2 separate regions of the Homo sapiens genome follow, and region 1 is linked to region 2. A link is a loop called in an ENCODE intact Hi-C map of the cell type or tissue named here. Cell type or tissue: PC-3. All regions are shown on one strand. Links, peaks and the distances in the headings refer to the core of each region. The heading gives the core; the rest is flanking DNA. Region 1 overlaps LOC105370706. Region 2 overlaps SIPA1L1-AS1 (SIPA1L1 antisense RNA 1).

What was found. A loop is a pair of places that touch in the nucleus more often than their neighbours do. Peaks named below come from ENCODE experiments on the same cell type or tissue, not always from the same donor. Only the 100,000 strongest peaks of a DNase experiment are listed, where the experiment ranks them.
Region 1: a loop joins it to region 2, with 4 times the contacts of the local background. A loop is called at or near these places in 1 of 110 quality-filtered maps.

Annotation. Positions count from the first base shown.
Region 1 is chr14:71,218,120-71,223,498 of GRCh38, reverse strand. The region is part of intron 1 of LOC105370706; the gene reads left to right. Among named protein-coding and RNA genes, the nearest start is that of SIPA1L1, 100 kb to the left of the region's middle. In PC-3, for the core only: a CTCF peak has its summit at 2,111; a DNase peak (open chromatin) is centred at 1,578; H3K27ac peaks cover 694 bases.
Region 2 is chr14:71,288,294-71,293,672 of GRCh38, reverse strand. SIPA1L1-AS1 (SIPA1L1 antisense RNA 1) reads left to right here. Exons shown (of 4, transcript NR_184180.1): 4 at 771-949. The region is part of intron 1 of LOC107984654 (a long non-coding RNA gene); the gene reads right to left. Among named protein-coding and RNA genes, the nearest start is that of SIPA1L1, 29 kb to the left of the region's middle. RefSeq lists an enhancer at 2,307-2,601. In PC-3, for the core only: no CTCF peak of the experiment used is centred there; DNase peaks (open chromatin) are centred at 2,472 and 3,952; H3K27ac peaks cover 3,907 bases.

The DNA of each region.
Region 1 (5,379 bases), core at 141-5,140, 70 kb after region 2:
GCCTGGCCAACATGGTGAAACCCTGTATCTACTAAAAGTACAAAAATTAGCTAGGTATGGTGGCACGTGCCTGTAACCCCAGCTACTTGTGAGGCTGAGGTGGGAGGATCGCTTGAACCTGGGAGGCGGAGGTTGCAGTGAGCTGAGATTGTGCCACTGCACTCCAGCCTGAGCAATAGAACAAGACTCCATCTCAAATAAAAAATAAAAAATTAATAAAGGCTGGGTGCAGTGGCTAATGCCTGTAATCCCAGCACTTTGGGAGGCAGAGGTAGGCAGGTCACCTGAGGTCAGGAGTTTGAGATCAGCCCTGCCAACATGGTGAAACCCTGTCTCTACTAAAATACAAAAATTTGCTGGGCGTGGTGGTGTGCACCTGTAATCCCAGCTACTCGGGATGCTGAGGTAGGAGAATTGCTTGAACCCAAGAGGCAGAGTTTGCAGTGAGCCAAGATCGCTCCACTGCACTCCAGCTTAGGCGAAAGAGCCAGACGCTGTCTCAAAATAAATAAATAAATAATTTTTAAAAAGAAAAATAAAAATAGAAAAACATGTAGTGCGAACAAGAAAAAAATCTCACACCTGTAATCGCAGCACTTTGGGAGGCTGAGGTAGGAGGATTGATTAAGGCCAGAAGTTTAAGACCAGCCTGCGCAATACAGGACAAATAAATAAATAAATGAATAAAGTTACTGAGGTTTGGAGACATTTATTACTGTAGTATAACATGGCCTACTGTGACTGGTACCAATAAGGAAAACTTCCACAGGTTTTCTTCCATATTTTTTTATTGTATAGACATTTTGGAATATACATATACTTATGTATTACTTATAAACTAATTTTTAAAAATTGACATCTCAGGCCGGGTACAGTGGCTCATGCTTGTAATCCCAGCACTTTGGGAGGCCAAGGTGGGTGGATCATGATGTTAGGAGTTCGAGACCAGCCTTACCAACATGGTGAAACCTCATCTGTACTAAAAATACAAAAATTAGCTGGGCGTGGTGGCATGTGCCTGTAATCTCAGCTACTCAGGAGGCTGAGGCAGGAGAATTGCTTGAACCCGGGAGGCGGAGATTGCAGTGAGCTGAGATCATGCCACTGCACTCCAGCCTGGACGACAGAGCGAGACTCTGTCTCAAAAAAAAAAAAAAAATTACATCTCAGCAAAATTACAAATGACCACATGTCAAGGGCCTTCAGGATTGTTGACAATTAGAAACTGCAAAAGCAAAATCCTGGAATTCCAAGGGCAAATTTGAAGTGCCTGCCTGAAACATGACTGCATGCCAACACACTATGTAGTGCTGTGAGGAGGTAAGAGGTATGTTGTCAAGCCAGGGACCAAGAAATATAGTGGTTAACTAGACAGGTGAGAAATCTTCTTGTGTATATTAGAGGAAGGACATTCGGGCAGTCAGCGTTCCACCTTCTAACTGTAGTGCTGAAGCGCATCCCAGTAAATGGTGGGGTCATAGTGGTTGCTTTTGTAGACATTATGAGATGTTGTTCTTCAGTAGTAGGGATTAAGTTGCAATGATTGCTGAGTCACTGTTGTCTGAATGTGCCGGCTCTTCAAATGTGTCCTGAACACAAAGAATTTGAGAACCCCTGACTCAGGAAGTAGGGCAGGTAATTATGCATAGACTCTTCTTTCCTGGTGGCTGCTGCCCCTCACCTGAATCTAAATGCTCAGCACTTACTCCTTGATGGAGCACCTGTTCCATGGGGGCCAGGCCTCAGCAAACCTACCCCCAAAAATCCAAGGAAGCTGAGAGGCTGAAGAAAAAGGCTGACATATCCAGTTCCTCAGAAATATACACTTAATAGGGACTTACAAACAGAAGCCATGTCTGTGTCTCAGGCAGCAGTGAGGCAAGATGGTGGATCCTGCACCATTTATTCTCATGACCAGGGCTTATATAATACTGGGAAAGGGTATATGTGATTCAGAATGTTTGTGTAGAACAATTGAAGTCCTATAACATCAAGGTTGTTTTGACCTCAGGGCAGGATTTACAGTAGGTACCTACTCTCACACAAGAAACATCAAATAAACTGGAAATCTTAGAGGACTTCCTAGAACAAGGGTTAATCAGAAGTTAAAGTGATGGATTAGCATCCAAGTTGGAGTTGCTTTGGCCTCCACAGCACCTCCTCTTTGTTAGGCGCTGGAATTGCTGTTAGCAATACAGACACAATTCTTGCTCTCAAATGCATAGCCTAGTAGAGGAGACAGATCAGTTATACATACATAAAGGCACAGATAACAGTAATAGCAATAGTAACCCTTTCTGAAAGGGGTAGTCGTTTTCAAGTATTTATAGTTCACACATACACACACAAACCAACCCAGCAAGCCCAGTATAATTTCCCTACTTTTACAGATGAGGGCATTGAGATTGGGAGAAATGAACTGGCTTCCTTAGGTTCCAACAGACCATAGGTAGAGGCTCAGCCTCAAGTTCTTCTCGTCTATGCAAAGTGACCTCCTGTGCAAAAGGATGAGTAAATAATAGCATCAGAGTGAAACAAAAGGCTGTGAGGCACAGAAGATATCAAAACTTTAACCTTGAATCAAAACTTTAACCTTCAGAGCAGGATGCAACAATCCAGCTTTTTGTTTACTTTGTTCCCAGAGGTTAAAGCAGACCCCGGTGAGTGGAGTGGCCTGGAAATCTGACTTTGGTTAGCTATGGTTAGAATTCCTTCTATTTCTGCCTGCATGCCCGCCCCCTTCTAGTACTGGAAGTAAACATCTTACTTGATAGGGGGATGGGGTTAGGGAGAAGGAAAGTCCTCACAATAGGTCTGCTGTTGTGCAAAGAATTCTACGAGATGCAGATTTAGACCAAGGCAGTGGGGGCAGTGGGGGAAGGGGTGGTGCCAAGGTCCCACCCATCAAGTCCCTTCTGTGGCTGAGGCTGAGAATTGGTCACATATATTTGCCATCAGCTAAGTGATCTGTTTAACGTTTTTCCTGGTTAGGCTCTCAGCACAGAGAAATATCCTAGGAGATCAAGCTCAGTCAGGTCTGTTCTCTGTTACTTAAGGGAGTTTAACCTGAACAAGGGTTTAGCAGGGCTCCCAGTCCCAAGACCATTTTCGTATGGGTTTATTTTCCCACTGGCAGGGTGAGTGAGAACAGTGAGTGAAGTTTTCACCAAAAGAAACCAAAAATCCAAGCAAGAGGCCTTGGTGGTGGTCTCCTGTTCTGGGCTCTGCTTTAGGGCTGAGGTCTCAGCCTTTGCACCACAGGATCCACAGGACCCCATGGACACTCAACAGAGGCAGTGGAAGCCAGGGAAGAGACATTCTGGACAACCTATGGGATGGTGAGCGGCTCAGCTCTGTATTATGAATGGAAGTCAGAGGAAAAAGAGATTTATAAGAGTCTTTTAACAAGTGCTCCAGCTGACTAAAATGGTAAATAAAGACAGAGAGAGGCTGAGTGCGGTGACTCATGCCTGTAATCCCAGCACTTTGGGAGGCCAAGGCAGGAGAATCACTTGAGTCTAGGAGTTCGAGACCAGCCTGGGCAACATAGTGAGACCTTGTATCTACAAAAAATAAAATTGTCAGAGGCAGTTGAACTAGAGCAACTCCATCTTGAATAGGGGCTGTGTAAAATAAGGCTGAGACCTACTGGGCTGCATTCCCAGACAGTTAGACCTTCTAAATCACAGGATGAGATAGAGGTCAGAACAAGATACAGGTCACAAAGACCTTGCTGATAAAACAGTTTGCAGTAAAGAAGCCAGCTAAAACCCACCAAAACCAAGATGGTGATGAGAGTGACCTCTGGTCGTCCTCACTGCTACACTCCCACCAGCACCATGACAGTTTACAAATGCCATGGCAACATCAGGAAGTTACCCTATATGGCCTAAAAAGGGGAGGCATGAATAATCCACCCCTTGTTTAGCATATCATCAAGAAATAACCATAAAAATGGGCAGCCAGCAGCTCTTGGGGCTTTTCTGCCTATGGAGTAGCCATTCTTTTACTCCCTTAGTAAACTGGCTTTCACTTTCCTCTATGGATTTGCCTTGAATTCTTTCTTGTATGAGATCCAGGAACCCTCTCTTGGGGTCTGGATTGGGACCCCTTTCCGATAACAAAATTAGCTGGGCATGGTTGTGCATGCCTGTTGTCCCGGCTACTTGGGAGGCTGAGGTGGGAGAATCGATTGACCCCCGGAGGCTGAGGCTGCAGTGAGCTGAGATTGCACTATTGCACTCCAGCCTGGGTGACAGAGTGAGATCTTGTCTCAAAAAAAACCAAACAACAACAACAACAAAAAACAAACCAAAAACAGAAAGAGAGGGAAAAAAATGGGTGAAAGAGGCAGTTACCTTGTGCCTGGGAAACATGGAATGTTTCATGGAATGTGAGAAAACTGTACAAACATTTCAATAGAGCAACAGGTGGTGAAGGTTTCTTTTTTTTTTCTTTTTTTTTTTTTTTTGAGACAGAGTCTCGCTCTGTCACACAGGCTGGAGTACAGTGGCACAGTCTTGGCTCACTGCAACCTCCACCTCTCGGGTTCAAATGATTCTCCTGCCTCAGCCTCCCAAGTAGCTGGGACTACAGGTGCCCACCACCATGCCCGGCTAATTTTTTGTATTTTTAGTAGAGAGGGGGTTTCACCATGTCGATCTCTTGACCTCGTGATCCACCTGCCTCGGCCTCCCAAAGTGCGGGGATTACAGGTGTGAGCCACCGCACCCGGCCTGTAGGTTTCTTTAGAGCTGTGATTCAATGACATGTAGCATCAAGTTTATATGAGTGTCACATTTCCTTTGAATAGTGTTAAAAATGACTCTAAACTTTTGAATCATCAAAGGTCAGAAGAGGACACTTAACTTTTTCCATTATACTCAGCTGCTCTTCTTAGGGGACATTTTGTGCTCTTGTGAAGTGAGCAATTGAGGTGCCAAAGGCCAGTGTGGTATGCCCTGTTTCTGACCTCTTAACCTGTGGGTGTCTTGAGGAAGAAAGTGGCTTAAAAAAAAATCTTTGTTTCCTCTGTGCCTGGAAGGGCCAGGAGGGGGTGGAGGGCAGACAATGCCAGGTGGCACTCACTCTCAGGGTTGTGCAAGTGAGTTTCTCCTTAAACTTTGTCTGCTCAATGCCTCATTGGCCCCAGCCTAGTCCTGGCTCTGGGGTCAAGCACAGTGCAGAGATGACAATAAGAGCTCCTTGGCCAGGCACAGTGGCTCACGCCTGTAATCCCAGCACTTTGGGAGGCCTTGGCAGGTGGATCACTTGGGGTCAGGAGTTAAGCTCAGCCTGGCCAACATGGTGAAACCCTGTCAAAAGAAAGAAAGGAAGGAAGGAAGGAAAGAAAAGAAAAGAAAAGGAACTCCTTTGTTG
Region 2 (5,379 bases), core at 320-5,319:
ATGGAGGGAAGGGACTATAATTGAGACAGGATATGTGGAGGGGCTTCCGGGATAACTGTCCTAGTTCTATTTCTTGACTTTGGTGTTGGTTATAAGAAAGTTGGACATGTAATAATTCATTAGGCTATACATTTGTTTCATGTGTCTTTTGTATCTGTTTTTTCTGTTTGTTTGTTTTAGACGGAGTCTCACTCTGTCACCCAGCCTGAAGTGCAATGGTACAATCTCAGCTCACTGCAACCTCCGCCTCCCGGGCTCAAGCAATTCTCCTGCCTCAGCCTCCTGAATAGCTGGGATTACAGGCACGCGCCACCACGCCCAGCTAATTTTTGTATTTTTAGTAGAGACGGGGTTTCACCATGTTGCCCAGGCTGGTCTTGAACTCCTGACCTCAGGTGATCCACCCACCTCAGCCTCCCAAAGTGCTGGGATTACAGGCATGAGCCACCGTGCCTGGCCTTTTGTATCTGTTTTATTTTTTAAATAATAAGATTAAAAATAAATATTCTGCATGATTAAACAAATACAGATTTAAATTTTTACAGTCCAATTGAGTGATTTCCTCATGTTCCAAAACCAGGAAGTAGGTGTGGGACATCTATCTCCGTATTGCATACACAGTCTGGATTCTAGTTGTAGACTCCATATGGGCTGTCATACACGCTACTACAGAAATGAGAGAAATCCTTGGGAAATGGAACCATCTCACACATGAGAGACATCTCTGACAACTTATTCATAACTGAATACTTCTCATTTATCTTTACCAGTAAGTGATGTTTCTGAAGCACCAATGAAAATGAAGTCCTGAAGTCCTGTGCTCAATATGAAATGTTGGAAGTTAGAAGAAAAAAACAAAACTTGGATCCAATCTCAAGGCACTTTTTGTTTAATGGGAAGAAGTGGATTATTTTAAAAGCTACAAATAAAGTTACATAAAAGTAGCAAAGTTGATATACTTTCTGTTGCTCTGTTCCATATATTTTATTTTAAAAATTTATAAGATTATCAATTTGGAAGTCATATTTATAACCTAAGTCCAAAAATATTCTTAAAATATTTATGAAAAAAGTTCTGGTGAAGTCTTTATGATAACATCTTTACAGTATCTTATTTTTATTTCATCTTGCTTCCTTTGTATTACCATCAAATATTTATTCAGTATCTTCTCTTTGCAAGATAGTGTATTGAGGGTTTTACAATAGCTTGATTGTTATTAAATTAAAATAAATAACCTAGCCATATTGCCATTTGGCTAAGGGGCATAATGTTAATATTAAGTGATAATTTTCTTATCTCTTGCCTCTCTCCTACTTCAATGTCAGCAAGATGATCACAGTGTTCAGCTTTTCATTTTCTTTGTATTTCTTCTCTTTGAAGTTGGTATTACATGGACAATACAATTGTTATGAAATTGTGTAGATGCCTCCAGAATGCCAGTACCTCCGAGGAATGGCCAGGAATTGACAATTTATGTACTAAGGACCTCTTTTATGGTTTTTAACAATTTTTTTGGATCACACCTTTGGGAAATCAGAGGAGAGATATAGACTTGAAACTCAAAAGATGCCCCAATGCACCCACAAAACTTCATGACATTTCTAAGCTGTTTGCCAGCACGCATGCATTTCCCCTTGGGCTCAAGGACCAGTTGGAGAATATCTAGTTTCGTTATATTATACCATGCGGAGTGTTGGGAATAGAAATAGAGAAACAAATTTTACCTGTTTTCCAGGAGCTTTCACACTCAGTAAAGAACAAATTAGACAAAAATATTTTATTATGATGAGACAATTTTTTTTTTTTCAGACAAGGTCTTGTTCTGTAGCCCAGGCTGGAGTGCAGTGGTGCAATCACACTCACTGCAGCCTTGACCTCCCCAGCTCAGGTGAGCCTCCCACCTCAGCCTCCTGAGTAGCTGAGAGTATAGCTGTGCACCACCATGCCCAGCTAATTTTGTAATTTTTTTGTGGAGACAGGGGTTTGCCATTTTGCCCAGGATGGTCTCAAACTCCTAGATTCAAGCAATCTTCCTGCCCTGGCCTCCCACAGTGTTGGGATTACAGGCGGGAGCCACCATCCCTGGCCAGATGTTTTAATTGAACTATGTATGGATAAAAGTCTTTTGGTAAACAACACTATCATTTTTATATGTTTATGCCTTTTTCCAAATAAAATGCCTTAGAGCTTTTTATAAATCATATTATCCAGATGGAAAAACAAGGAAAAAAGAGATCCTGAGCTTGCCAAATATGACTCAGCAAGTCAGTGACATGCCTAGAAATAGAAATGAGAAACGAAAGAAGTTTTCAACAATCTACCTTGAAACAAGCAATCTCTGCACTTGCTCAGCAGTGCAGTTGGAAAAGAGGTAACTATGACACTGTAGGAGGAGGAAGCCAGTGAGTCAGCTCAACGTGGAAACTGTGTTTGAAGAGAGCCCTCCTGTGTGGAACAGTGCAGAAAAACTCTGACTCCATGCTTTAATCACTTCCTCCTTTGTGGCTGGAGAGCCATTGTCAGAGGCATTTAAACCAGAATGACTCCATCTTGAATAGGGGCTGGGTAAAATAAGGCTGAGACCTGCTGGACTGCAATCCCAGGAGGTTAGGCATTCTTAGTCACAGGATGAGATAGGAGGTCACAAGATACAAGTCACAGGCCGGACGCTGTGGCTCACACCTGTAATCTCAGCACTTTGGGAGGCTGAGGGGGGGTGCAGATCACTTGAGGTCAGGAGTTCGATAGCAGCCTGGCCAACATGGTGAAACTCCGTCTCTACTAAAAATACAAAAATTGGCCGGGTGTGGTGGCACACACCTGTAATCCCAGCTACTCGGGAGGCTGAGGCAGGAGAATCACTTAAACTCTGGAGGTGGAGGTTGCAGTGAGCCGAGATTGCACCATTGCTCTCCAGCCTGGGCAACAGAACGAAACTCCATCTCAAAAAAAAGAAAAGAAAAAAAAAAAAGACACAGGTCACAAAGACCCTGCTGATAAAACACATTGTGGTAAAGAAGCCGGCCAAAACCCACCAAAACTAAGATGGTAACGAAAGTGACCTCTGGTCGTCCTCACTGCTCATTATACGCTAATTTATAATGCATTAGCATGCTAAAAGACGCTCCCACTGGCACCTTGACAGTTTACAAATGCCATGGCAACATTTGAAAACTACTCTATATAAAAAGGGGAGGGATCCTCAGTTCCAGGAAATCTCTGCCTCTTTTCAAGAAAACACAAGAATAATCCATCCTTTGTTTAGCATATAATCAAGAAATAACTTTAAATATACTCCGTTGAACAGCCCATGCTGCTGCTCTGCCTGTGGAGTAGCCTTTCTTTTATTCCTTTACTTTTTTTTCTTTCTTTTTTCTTTTTCTTTTTCTTTTTTTTTTTTTTTTTTTTTTGAGATGGAGTCTCACTCTGTCTTCCAGGCTGAGTGCAGTGGTGCGATCTCGGCTCACTGCAACCTCCACCTCCTGGGTTCAAGCGATTCTCCTACCTCAGCCTCTTGAGTAGCTGGGATTACAGGCACATGCCACCACACCCAGCTAATTGTTGTATTTTTAGTAGAGACGGGGTTTCACCATGTTGGCCAGGCTGGTCTGGAACTCCTGACCTCAGGTGATCCAACCGCCTCGGCCTCCCAAAGTGCTGGGATTATAGGCGTGAACTACCTCGCCTGGCCTATTTCTTTACTTTCTTAGTAAACTTGCTTTCATTTTATGGACTTTCTCTGAATTCTTTCTTGCCTGAGGTCCAAGAACCCTCTCTTGGGGTCTGGATGGGGACACCTTTCTGGTAACACCCAGCCAAGCTTTATGCAACTGCCTATCCTGTCACCTGCATTTTCTTTGTCCTATGACACAGAATCTGTCACTTCTGACTTTTTAGAACGGCTTCACTTCCTGCAGGTGGACCAACTGGGTGGAGGTGGAAGGTGAAACTCGTAAACTCTGTCCTGCGGTCTTTGGGGGAAGTTTGTCATGCTGGCTTGAGAGCCCTGCCAGTGCCCTGGTGTGTTTCTGTCTGCAGGGCCTAGCCTAGGGCCTGGCTCACATGTGGATGCTTAAGAAAGGTATGTTGTGAAATTGAGGCAATACTTCACGACAGGTAAAGTCATAAAATCATGTAATCTGTGAAAGGAAAATAAATATTGGAACCCCAAAATCACTAAGCCAAAGGGAAAAGTCAAGCTGGGAACTGCTTAGGACAAACCTACCCTCCATTCTATTCCTAAAAAAGATAGCTACTAAGATTTTTTAAAAGCTACATACCTCTCTCACAAGGAATTTCCTTGAAGAGAAAGGACAGAGAGAACTCAGTCACACCTCTGCTCACTGAGATAAATGCGTATCTGGTTGCCTCCCTTGGAAAGGCTAATCAGCAACTTGAAAGAATGCAACTGTTCGTCTCTTACCTATGACCTGGAAGCCCCCTCCCTGCTTGGAGTTGTCCCGCCTTTCTGGATGGAACTGATGTGCATCTTACATATATTGATCTCATGTCTTCCTAAAATGCAGAAAACCAAGCTGTACCCCCGCCACCTTGGACACATGTAGTCAGGACTTCCTGAGGCTATGTCATGGGCACCCTCCTTAACTTTGGCAAAATAAACTTCCTAAATTGACTGAGACCTGTCTTAGATATTTGGGGTTCACAAATCATACTTGCCAGAATGTGTTAGAGTTGTGTGCTTAGTATTCTCTGCTAAATTGTGGTTTCCTAAAAGGCAAATATGACATTCATTTATTTCTGAATCCTTAATACCTAACAGATGACCTGGAGCACAGTAGATAGTTGCCCAATAAATTAATGAATGAGTGAATGTAGAATCATGGAGAGTTTGTATTATGCTAGTTCTTTTTTTAAAAAAAAAGTTAGAGATGGGGTCTCATTATGTTGCTCTGGCTGGTCTTGAATTCCTGGGCTCAAGTGATCCTTCAGCCTCAGCCTCCTGAGTGGCTGGGACTACAGGATCAAGTCCCCATACCTGCCTTCTAGTTGTTGATTTGGGGGTGGGGGGAGAAGGAGTTGCATAGAAAAAAGATTCAAACCAAATTGTTAAGGACATTTTTGCTAGCCTAGTTCTTATTTTTTTAAAAAAATTCAAGCAGCAACCAAAAGTACAAAGAATTAAGTAATACACCAAAATTGCCTGAATCCAAAAGTAACCATGATGAAAATTTGGTTAATATCATTTCAGATATCTTTTAATATATAAGTTAACAGATAATATTTTTAAGTATTAAACTGATCCATTCTAATTTCTGTCTTAATTGGTTCCTCAGTTGCCTTCCACCCTTAGGGTTGACTTACTGAGTCACGAGGCTTATTGTTCTGGTAAAGAATAGGTAGGTACTACTTGGAACAGGG